Regions from separate parts of the Homo sapiens genome. Here region 1 is linked to region 2. A link is a contact called in ENCODE Hi-C or POLR2A ChIA-PET data. All regions are on one chromosome and are shown on one strand. Each heading gives the region's core, a stretch centred on a gene start or an enhancer-like site at or near the end of the contact. The rest is flanking DNA. Distances are from core to core; before and after follow the strand shown. Region 1 overlaps RASA1 (RAS p21 protein activator 1). Region 2 overlaps LINC01949 (long intergenic non-protein coding RNA 1949).

Region 1 (5,856 bases), core at 1,476-3,975, 71 kb before region 2:
AGGACTAAAAGAAGTTACACAGGCCAAAAAAAAAAGTTAAAAAGTTCCTAACCTACAGGAAAGAATGGAAATGCAGCATAAAGTGAAGAGCATCATAAAGAGTAAATACATGTGTAAACAAACATTGACTGTACAAAGCAGTAATATCTAATGAATATTAAAATGTGTACAATAGGCCGGCACGATGGCTAATGCCTACAATCCCAGCACTTTGGGAGGCAGATGCGGGTGGATCACTTGAGGTCAGGAGTTCAAGACCAGCCTCCCCAACATGGTGAAACCTCATCTCTACTAAAAACACAAAAATTAGCTGGGTATGGGGGCACACACCTGTAATCCCAGCCACTTGGGAGGCTGAGGCAGGAGAACTGCATGAACCCAGGAGTCGGAGGTTGCAGTGAGCCGAGATTGTAGCACTGTACTCCGGCCTGGGCAACAGAGTGAGACTCCATGTCAAAAAAAAAAAAAAAGTGTATAATAAACATGCAGAGCAATAATGCAAAAAGCAGAAGGATAAGTGAAGTTCAGATGTTCTAAGTTCCTAGAATTGTTAGGGAAATAGTAAAAGTAAATATTTTCAGTAGACTGTAATAAGTCAATGATACATGTTGTAATCTTTAGGACAATCACTAAAAGACTAAGATGTCAGGCTATATGAAACAATAAAACCCACTTATAAGAGATGTATCTTAAATGTAAGAATACAGAAATGTTGAAAGTAGAAGAATACAAAATGCTTTACCACACTAGCACTAATCAAAAGAAAACTGATGTCAGACAAACTAGATTTTAAGACAAGAAGTATCAGCTGGGCGCAGTGGCTCATGCCTGTAATCCCAAAACTTTGGGAGGCTGAGGCAGGAGGATCACCAGAGGTCAGGAGTTTGACACCAGCTATGGTCAACATGGTGAAACTCTGTCTCTACTAAAAATACCAAAATTAGCCAGGTGTAGTGGTGGGCGCCTGTGGTCCCAGCTACTTGGGAGGCTGAGGCAGGAGAATCACTTGAACCCAGGAGGTGCAGTTTGCAGTGAGCCGAGATCGCGCCTCCAGCTTGGGCGACAAGAGCAAAACTCTGCCTCAAAAAAAAAAAAAAAAAAGACAAGAAGTATCAAAGATAACAGACATTTCGTAATAATACAGTAATCAATTCATTAGAAATTGGTGTATGCATATCTAGAATTATGAATTATATATATGAATTATATATATATACCTTTCAAGTGAACATAGAACATTAATCTGAAACCATATGCTGAATCAAAAAGCGAGCCTCATTTCAAATGACTGAATTCATTCAGAGTATGTTCTCTCAAGGGAACTAAATCAAAAAATTACTAACCCCTAGAAAAACTGTAAAAGTTGACATTTATGTGGAAATATGTCTTCACAATATGCTAGTGAAGAAATCAAATGCAGACAGGTCATATAACAATTTGTGACACGTAGCTGAAGTTATGCTTGAAGGGAAATCTGTAACCTTAAATGCTTATATTAAAAAAGAAGACTGAGAAGAATTATTTAAGTATCTACCTCAAGAAATTAGAAAAGACAAAAAGTTAAACCTGAAAAGACAGAAAAAAAAAATAGGACACAATTAATGAAATCAAAAGCAAAGGTACAACGTAAGACTTCAGGAAAAAAAATGAAAAATTAGTTCTTGGAAAGATTAACAAAATTGATAGACTGGAAGAAGACTGAACAAATGAAAAAGGTCACAAAGTATCAATTTCACTAGTGAAAAAGAGACAGGTCCTACTGAAGAACAATTAGTCGTGCTATTATACATTGAGAATTAATGTAAAGATAGACAAGTAGACTAATGGGACAGAAGTGAGATGTAACAAACTCACACATGTATGAAAAATATGAGCTCTTTACTTGACGGAAATGGGTCAACTAGATATGGACATTGTTTTTAAATGAATCTTGACCTCTTCCTTGCTCCATTCACAAAAATCAATTCCATATGTACGTCTAAAAGAAAAAGACAATAAAGCATCTAGAAAAAAACACAGGCAAATACGTTCATCTCCTTCGAGCATGCAAAGATTTCTTAAACATGACTCCAAAAACCTCAACCTGTTTATGATTCAATGTTATTATATAAAGCTGAAAAAGTCAGAAATAATCTGGGATGTGAGAAGTTAGAATTCTGTTTATTCGGGAAGAGGTGGTGTGCGTATTAGGCAGAAAGCAGGCCCAAAAAGATATCTAGGATGCTGATAATATTCTGGGGTTCTTTAAGTATGGATTACACAGGTACATCCACTTGTTAAAACTCATTGCGTTGAACACTTAGAATACTATGCTTTAGTATAGTATACTATACTATACAGTATAGTATACTATAGTATATAGAATACTATGCTTTATGTGTGTTACACTTCGACCACAAAGAGAGAAAAAACTGATAAAATTAACTTCTGTTAAAAAAACAACAGTGCGAAATTGAAGATTTCTATAAGATATATACTCATCAAAAGACTCATAGCCAAGACAGAGAATAACCAGAAATAAATACAAAAAAAGAAAAACCAATAGAAAACTGGACAGAAGACTTGAAGACTTGAACTATAACCTCTTCATGAAAGAGGTTATAGAAATGACCAATGAACATATGAAAAAATACACACTTCCATTAGTCATCACATCAAGAAAATAAAAATTAAAACCACAAGAGCTATTACACCACCAACCCACCTACATCACTACAATGAAAAGGGTAAACAATACTAAATGTTCACAAGAATGTAGAGCAACTGAAATTCTCACATGTTGCTACTCAGAATTTAAATGGGTACAAACACTTTGCAAAACTATTCAGCAATACCTACCAAGCTTATTATATGAACATCCTATGACCCAGCAATTCTAATCCTAGGTGTATAACATAAATGTCTATACATGTTCATTAAAAGTCATTATCAGAAAATTCATAGCAATGCTATCTGTAATAGTCAAACTAGACACACCCTAAATGTCATGTCCATCACTAGTAGAAAAGGATAATACACTGTTGGTATAGTCACAATGTAACACAAGCAATGGAGATGAGTGAAATAGTGTCACATGCAACAACATGAATAAATCTCATAAACATAACAAAGTAACACACAAAAGAATAGATAGTAAAGGTTGAGTATCCCTAATCTGAAAATTGAAATCCAAAATGCTCCAAAATCTGAAACTTTGAGGACCACCATGACACACAAAGGAAATGCTCATTGGAATATCTGGATTTCAGATTAAGGATGCTCAACTGGTATAATGCAAATAAAGCCCCCCAAAAATACGAAATCTGAAACACTTCTGGTCCTAAGCATTAAGGGAAACTCAACCTGTATGTGATTCAATTTTATTATATAAAACTCAAAAAGTCAGAAATAATCTAGGATACAAGAAGTTAGAATTTTGTTTTTCAGGAAGAGGTGGTGTGTGTATTAGGCAGAAAGTAGGCACAAAAAGACATCTAAGATGCTGATAATATTCTGGGGTTCTTTAAGTATGGATTACACAGGTACACCCACTTGTTAAAATTCATTGTGCTGAACACTGAAGATACTATGCTTTATATGTGTTATACTTCAAGAAAAAGTATACCCAAGGGAAAAAAAGTAATTCTAAATACAGAAAAACTCTATACTAAAACTTTCATTTCAACACTAAAGGGAGCATGCTTTAAAATTAGTATGTGCATATATATTATATGTAATTATACATATACATAAATAAAACATTAGACAGTCAAAATTATATCTACACTAAACACTTTATAACAATGTGTTGTCCAGCTGTTACCCTCTCCCTCATCTGTTATATTGTCTTGGACTTAATCTCCCTTAACCCCCCAATACTGCCAAATGTTTGTAGAGGCCACAACAGTGGTAACTTGAAAATTCACTTATGTCCCATTCAGCAGCCTAAGACTAAGTGGTTGGTACTAACAGCTGAGTCAATGGGTGACTCACAGCCAGGACCTAACCCTGCCTCATCTTTTCTGCCTTTCCGTGACTAATGCCTCATGCCCACTAAGGTCAGAGACAGGACAGAAATTCATGCATCTGCCTCTTTGGCATATGTAGTTTTATACCTCTCAGGATTTTGTCACCATTTTTCATTTTCTCTGTTCGTTAACTATGTAAATTTTAATCATATAATCATCTTTTAAACTTTTTCAATAACAAAAAATCTGAATATTTTCTTTTCATATAAAAAGCTCTTCTAATAGTATGCATTATTCTAAAACTCATTTTAACATCCTTACAACAAAATAATTAAATTGTAGATATTACCTTATAAATAATTGCATAAGATTTCATCCAAAACTTTATTCTATCATGTTTCAACTATATTTCTGTCATTAGTAAGCAGGATAAACTTACCAGCTAGGGAAGCTTTCTTGTAATCCATCTAACTCTTTTTATTTTAATATTTTTTTGAGACAGGGTCTTGTTAGGTTGTTAAGGGCGGTCTCAAATTCCTGGCCTCAAGCAGTTCTCCCACCTCAGCCTCCCAAGTAGCTAGGATTACACGCAGAGGCCACCCTGCCCAGCTTATGAGACATATCTCGCTTGGTCATCCAAGCGAGTGAGAGTGCAGTGGCAAGATCAGAACTCACTGCAAGCTCAACCACTTGGGCTCACGTGAACTTCCTACCCCAGCCTCCCAAGTAGCTGGGACCACAAGTGTGCTACCACCATGCCCTGCTAAACTTTTTATTTTTATTTTTTGTAGAGACAGGGTCTCCCTATGTTGCTCGGTTTGGTCTCTAACTCCCGGGCTCATGCAATCCTCTCTCCTTTGGCCCCTCAAAGTGCTGGGATTACAGGCATGAGCCAACTGCACCCAGCCCTCCGCTTAACTCTTAATAAGCAACACTAAATATCTATTATTCTTGTTTTATTGGTCATCCCTTCACCACATATTATAGTGTCCAAAGGAAAAAAATTATAAGAAAATAGTATAACTCCTTAGCACTGTTGCCTCTACATAATGTTAACACACCATTCCCTTGCATACTGATTTATTCTTTCAACATCTATATAGGTTTCTGACTCCTGGAACAATTCACATCAACATCACACCTACCACCAGAAAGCAGGTGTCAAACGTTCCCCTTCTTTGTAAGAACCATATACAGTACTCACTTCTGCAGCACATATACTAAAAATTGGGATGATAATAGAGAAAAGATCAATATGACCCCTGCTCAAGGATGACATGCAAATTTGTGAAGCATTCCATATTTTTTAGGCACTCTTACCACACACACACACACACACACACACAAACGGTTAACTATGGGAGATGCGGGATATGTTAATTTACTTGACTGTAGTAATTACTTCACTACATATATGCATATCAAAACATTATGTTGTGTACCTTACATATAGACAATAAAAAAGAAAAGAGAACCATATACAAACCTTATATGTAAGTACTTTATTATAGCCTTTTTGGTAACTATAAAACATCTGCATCACTGTGAATTAGAAATGGAGAAATGTTACTATATTTTACAAAAGGAAACAATCATGAGGAACTTAAATTAACTTTTCCAATATAGTGATTCACTAAAAGCATTAAAAACCACAAACTCAGGTTTTCCAAAGGCTAAACTTGGGTTCTTCCTCTATACTACTCCCACTGTGAACACCAGGTAGATAGAAACTTAACTACTTGCTATTACTATGTTTCTCAAAACACGCCCTGCAAAGAATGATCACTAAGCATGTAAGTTTAGAAAAAGCAGAGTTAAACAAGAAAGTTTGTTTAGTATATTAATGACTCATAGGACTCCTGTATTTATGTCTAAGGTTGCAATTTTTTGAGGGTGAAAAATCAGACCT
Region 2 (6,071 bases), core at 2,799-5,298:
TAAATTTTATCTCAATAGGTTTTGGGGGAACAGGTGGTGTTTGGTTACATGAACAAGTTCTTTAGTGGTGATTTCTGAGATTTTGGTGCACCCATCACCTGAGCAGTGTACACTGTATCCAATGTGTAGTCTCCTCACTCCCCTCCCACTCTTTCCCCTGAGTCCCCAAATTCCATTGTATCATTCTTACACCTTTGCATAGAGTAAGTAAAATTTAAATAGATCTCTGATAAAAACATGTATAGTGCTAAATATTTTGAATTAAAGCTTATGATTAATAGCTATACTTAAAAGATAAAATTAGTGGTAGATGATACCCAGGTCATTTGATAGAACAATTTATTTCAAAATGAACAATTTACACCTAAATGCTGAATAAGAAATTAACACATACTGTGAGAGAGGGGTCTTTGCTTCAAAAAGCTTTGCACTCTATCTTCCTAGGAGGTGATTAAAATTAGTTCTCTAAATTTATATTATTTTCCCCATCTATTGGGCTATAACTATCTCTTTCATGTAGGACATTGATGTCTCATGACTTCACCACTACTACGGAGGGAATTGTTGCCATATAGGCATTGACTGTGAAGCTTCTAGAACACCTGTCTCCAAAATGGGGATGTATACTCCCAAGAAGGCATGCAAGTCAATTCTAAATATAGCTAGGTAGAGAGACAGAGATATTAAGCTTTACTTGTGTTTAATATATTAATTGATACTGACAAAATCAGGCTTTTTTGTCTGATGGTCCCATTTTATATACAATATGTAAGGTATGCCTAAGAAACAAATCCCACACAGGATTTACACTGGAAGATTTTACACTGGCACCACATTTATGTAAAATTATGTTACCACATATTGCAATTAAATGTACTTGGTTAAATGGATCAGATGATTATAGTACGTCCTCACTAACATTGTCAGTAGGTTCTTGGAAACTGACTTGAACCAAAACAGTGTACAGCAAAACCGATTTTACCATAGGATAAATATAAACCAAAGTTAAGTATCTATAGCATATTTCTGGTCACAAAACCCACCAAACTTCTAAATAAAGACCAAAACACTTCTAATAATAAACATTGAAATAAATGTGAGCTACACATACATTTAAAGTTAATAAAAACAAGTAAGATAATTATTTACCTGCTTATTCCAGTTCAGGGTTGCCGGTAGCTGGAGCCTTTCCTGGCAGCTCAGTGCTCAAGGCAGGAACCAGCCCTGGAGAGGACACCATCCCATCGCAGAGCACGTTCACATCCACGCTCACTCAGACCAGGACAATTTAGATGTGCCAATTAACCTAATGTGCACATCACTGGGATGTGGGAAGGAACCAGAGTACCCAGAGAAAACCCACACAGACATGGGGAGAACACGCAGGCAGACTCTACACAGATAGTGACCTCAGCCAGGAATACATTTTTTTTCTCATCAACATTGTAACAAAATGACATTGAATCATATACCAGGAGGACCTGCTGTATATCTCCTATGTTACCTGAAATACTTTGTAATTTGAGGAGGTGTTACCATGAGCATATTTTATACAATAAGGGGTTCATTCTTTACCTCAGGAAAAAGTATTTCTATTAACTTGGGTTTAGAGACTGAGGGGAAGGATTATATGTTATATCCTCATCTGTAATGCAATCCTTAGGCCCAGGATGAAGCAAAACAAGAATGTGGCAAGAAATGAGAGAGAGAGCCAATACAAAGCTGCATTAACCAGAATGCCGCTACTAGTGTCAAATGCCATGGCTCAGTCTCATGTGGCCATCTTCTTAGAGGCTTTATAAGTGACTTCATCTTCCCAGGAGAGTCCCTTGGGAGGAGAAATGGGGAAGTAATAATCTTCTGGCCTTCTTCTCTTGGCCAAAACTTGTGATTATTAATTTTATGTGTCAACCTAACTGGGATACCGGATGTCCAGATACATGGTAAAACATTATTAGAGGTGCCTGTGAAGTTATTTCTAGAAGAGATTAGCATTTAAATCAGTAGATCAAGTAAAGCAGATTGTTCTTCCCAGTGTGGATGGGCATCATGCAGTCTGTTGAGGGCCTGAATAGAACAAAAAGGTAGAGGAAGGTTGAATTTGCTCTCTGTGTGACTGCTTGAGCTGAGGCATCAATCTTTTCCCTGAGTGCTCCTGGTTCTCAGGTCTTCAGACCTACCCTGAAATTGGCACCATCAGCTTTCCAGAACTACATTTCTGGCTATAATACATGGGAAAAACAAACCCAAATGTTTTTCAGACTCTGTACTAACATACTCAATCCAACACTTCAGAGGCCAGATGTGTGAGGTTATCTCTCCACACACCAAGCAAGCACTCCTCCAGCAGACACAAGCTGGGTGTCGTGTAGTTCAATTCAATCCTAACACTGTGTACCTGGAGATAACATCAGACCCCACAGGTTGAGTGCTCAGTCCCCCAAGAGTGTCCTCCACTTCAGATGCCAACTGCAAGCCCCAGGTTGTGGCCTGTGCTTCCGACAGAGCAGCCATAAATCAGGGTTCCCATGACTCTCCTTCTCAGTTTCTGTTAACTTACTAGAGGTTCTCACATAACTCAGGGAGACACTTACATTTACCCACTTATTATGAAGGACATTATAAAAAATACAGATGAACAACCAGATGGAAAAGTGTATAGATTAAAGTATGGAAGAAGGGACATGGAGCTTTCATGCTCTCACTGGCACATTACTTTCCAGAAACTTTCACATGTTCAGCTACCCAGAAGCTGTTCCAAACTCTGCCTTTTTGAGTTTTTATGGTGGCTTCATTGCATAGGCATGATTGATTATATCATTGGCCATTGTTGATGGCCAACTCAATCTTCAGCCCCTCTCCCTTCTCCATAGGTTAGGGCTGAAAGTCTCAATCCTCTAATTATGTCTTGGTCTTTCTGGCAACCAGCTCCCATCCTGAAGCTATCTAGGGTTCCACACCTACTGGTTATCTCATTAACATACAAAAGATAATCCATCATTTCTGAAATTCTAAGGGTTTTAGTATCTGTATGCCAGGAAACAGGGAAGAAGACCAGATATATATTTCACAATACCACAATGGCTTTCCTGGGTCTCCAGGTAAATGGCAGAACATAGGACATCTTAGCATAATCTCATGAGCTAATTTCTTACTAATTTCTTATAATACATCTCTCTTTATGTGTACACACATGCACACACACACCCCTATTATAGGTTGGTGCAAAAGTAATTGTGGTTTTACCACTAAAAGTAATGGCAAAAACCGCAATTACTTTTACACCAACCTAATAGTCCTGTTTCTCTGGAAAACCCTAACTAATACAAAGTTTCACCCCATGGAGCTTTGATTCTCCCACATTTTGGACTTGTACATATGTGAATGCCAAGGAATCATGTGGTGGCATCTTATGCCTTAGCATTAAAAGAGAATCCCAGGATGGGAGGAGAGGTGCTAGCAGTTTGTACCTTGTGAAGTCACACAAGTCACACATACCTGTATGTTGCTGCAATGGCTGTTGGAATAAGTACACAGAGTCCCCAAAGACTAGTGAGGCCAAGATGTGTGAGTCATTTTCCATCACACACAAAAAACCCAATTGTTCTAAGTATGTATTTTACCAAGCAGCTTTATAGAAAGAAAAACAAACAAACAAACCAAACAACAACAACAACAAAAAACCTTGGCCAGGCACAGTGGCTTACACCTGTAATCCCAGCATTTTGGGAGATTCAGGCGGGTGGATCCTTTGAGCTTGGGAGTTTGAGATCAGCCTGGGTAATGTGGCGAAACCTCATCTCTACCAAAAATATAAAAACTAGCCAGGTGTGGTGGTGCACGCCTGTAGTCCCAGCTGCTTAGGAAACTGAGGTGGGAAGATTGCCTGAGCCCAAGAGGTAGAGGTTTCAGTGAGCCGTGGGAAGATTGCCTGAGCCCAAGAGGTAGAGGTTTCAGTGAGCCGTGGGAAGATTGCCTGAGCCCAAGAGGTAGAGGTTTCAGTGAGCCAAGATTGTATCACTGCACAACTGTTGCCTGGGCAACAGAGCCAGATCCTGTCTCAAACAACAAAAACAGTCCTTATATTTAATCTCTCACAGATAAAAAAAATAGTATTTTAGCAATTATTAAAAAGTATCTTGTTTTTGAAAGAAATTTGTGCTATGAAAAGGGCATTTTGAATATAAACTGAAAAATTTTCCATTTTTAAGTGATACAGCTAAAAATTATTACAGCTTCTTTAAAATCCCCTTATCAGCATGCCTAACAAGATTTTTCTAATTTATTCTAAATCTTTCACATAAAGAATTCAGTGAGTTTTAAATTCATTTATTACATAAGAATATTATAACTTTTTATTAGTTTATAGAAAAGTTTAGTGACATCAGGATAAATTGATATTTATTATATGAAAGTTATGAAAACTTTTGTATAGTTGCTAAGTAGGATTAAAAAATGAGTATCAGAATTTGGTAAACACAGCCAGAGATACATTTCATTTGCACACAAATGTTTTTGTGAGGTTTCTTTTTCAGTTAGGAAAATCATTAAAATCATGTACTGATGTAAACTAAACTTAGTACCGGACTTTCAAATCACTTGATTCCAAAGTTTAAATCAAGGTTTTTAAAAATAAAGTATTTTCAATTATAAAATGATTAATAATTTTCTAGTGAGAGTAAAGATGTTTGAAATATTAGGCTTAGTTTATTTGATGTATATATTTAATCCTATAAAATTTCTTTTGTAATAACTATCTGCAGAGTAGCATATTTGTGATTTATAAATATTATATGCTCAGAATCCTTGATTGATAAGAGCATATGATTAAAAAATGAAAACACATTGTAGAGTTATTCATAGTCACATATGTATGTAACTGAATATATATGATATATATAATATAAATAAATATATTTAAAATACATATTTATATATAAATATGTATTATATATAAATATATATCATATATTATATATAAATATAAACAAATATATATATATAAAGAGCCATGATACATTGTCTTTAGGACAATATCCTTCCAATCTTAGCTGATCAAGTACTCTGTGTTTTCCTATCCGGTTTTACTACCCATGACTTCTTGGCGGTAATTCCTATCTACCTTCCTAATCATTTCTCTTCATTCACTTAATACTTCAACTACTGACTCACTGCCTTCCTGTACATCTTCATTCCTGTCATTGTTCTTAGTGATTCCAAGAACCATGTAGAAGAAACACTCTGAACTTTAGCTTCTCTATTCCTTGACCTCTCCTCTTTCAATGTTTTCCTCTATCCCACCTTTGCCACCTATCACAAGACCACTGGAACTTATCACCACTAATGAAACCACCTGGTAATTCTTTATTTGAAGCATCCTACTTTATGACCATCACCTCCTGTTCTTCTAATTCATTTACCTGAGTCTTCCATTGCTGCAGTTCTTTAGCCCTATTGTAATCTGCAAACTACTGTTTTCCTTGTTTGAACTTCAGTAGCTTAACATTGGTAGAAAATACTAGGGTGACTGATAACACTTGAAATTCATCACAAAAACTTCAACTAGCCATTCAATACTGCCTACCATTCTTGTATGTTTTTCTAGCAGATTTGCTTTTGACTTTCTCAGATGACAGTTGAAAACCTGCACTTCACCCTTCACACACCTTCCCTGCTTAACTGAGAAAACAGAAGGTATCCGCTGGGCACAGTGACTCAAGCCTGTGATCCCAGCATTTTGGGAGGCTAAAGTGGGAAGATTGCTTGAGCCTAGGAGTTCCAGACCTGCCTGGTCAACATAGCATGATCATGTCCCTATTTAAAAAAAAAAAAATTAGCCAGGCATGGTGAAGCATGCCTATAGTCCCAGCTACTCTGGAGGCTGAGGCAGGAGGATTGCCTGAACCTAGGAGTCCAAATGACTGGGTTTGTGAAGGCTACAGTGAGCCATGACTGTACCACTGTACTTCAACCTGTGCAGCAAAGTGATACCTTGTCTCAAAAAAAAAAAAAAAAAAAAAAAAAAAAAAAAAAAAAAAGAAGAAGCAGAAGAAAAAAAAGAAAGAAAAGGG

What was found. Hi-C counts contacts between places; a loop is a spot of excess contacts on that map. ChIA-PET counts read pairs that join two places held with the same protein, here RNA polymerase II (POLR2A). Pooled maps may share reads with other maps.
Region 1: a loop to region 2 is called in a map of CD4-positive, alpha-beta memory T cell, with 6 times the contacts of the local background. The contact joins two enhancer-like sites. A Hi-C loop is called at or near these places in 2 of 168 maps with a recorded cell type or tissue (CD4-positive, alpha-beta T cell and CD4-positive, alpha-beta memory T cell), 5 of 37 single-sample maps with no recorded cell type and 3 of 50 pooled maps. POLR2A ChIA-PET finds 5 or more read pairs at or near these places in 2 of 52 experiments (activated T-cell and naive thymus-derived CD4-positive, alpha-beta T cell).

Annotation. Positions count from the first base shown.
Region 1 is chr5:87,299,085-87,304,940 of GRCh38, reverse strand. All of the region lies in intron 1 of RASA1 (RAS p21 protein activator 1), which reads right to left. It overlaps LOC124901022 (a long non-coding RNA gene), which reads right to left. Exons shown (of 2, transcript XR_007058861.1): 1 at 5,434-5,856. It also overlaps the pseudogene RNU6-606P. Among named protein-coding and RNA genes, the nearest start is that of RASA1, 34 kb to the right of the region's middle. RefSeq lists enhancers at 4,163-4,663, 4,664-5,164. Within about 2 kb of position 2,725, at least 2 of the 41 ENCODE cell types and tissues checked have a DNase peak (open chromatin) inside an H3K27ac peak, as active enhancers do.
Region 2 is chr5:87,229,073-87,235,143 of GRCh38, reverse strand. The region is part of intron 2 of LINC01949 (long intergenic non-protein coding RNA 1949); the gene reads left to right. All of the region lies in intron 2 of LOC101929380 (a long non-coding RNA gene), which reads right to left. Among named protein-coding and RNA genes, the nearest start is that of LINC01949, 7.1 kb to the left of the region's middle. RefSeq lists an enhancer at 3,696-4,065. Within about 2 kb of position 4,048, at least 2 of the 41 ENCODE cell types and tissues checked have a DNase peak (open chromatin) inside an H3K27ac peak, as active enhancers do.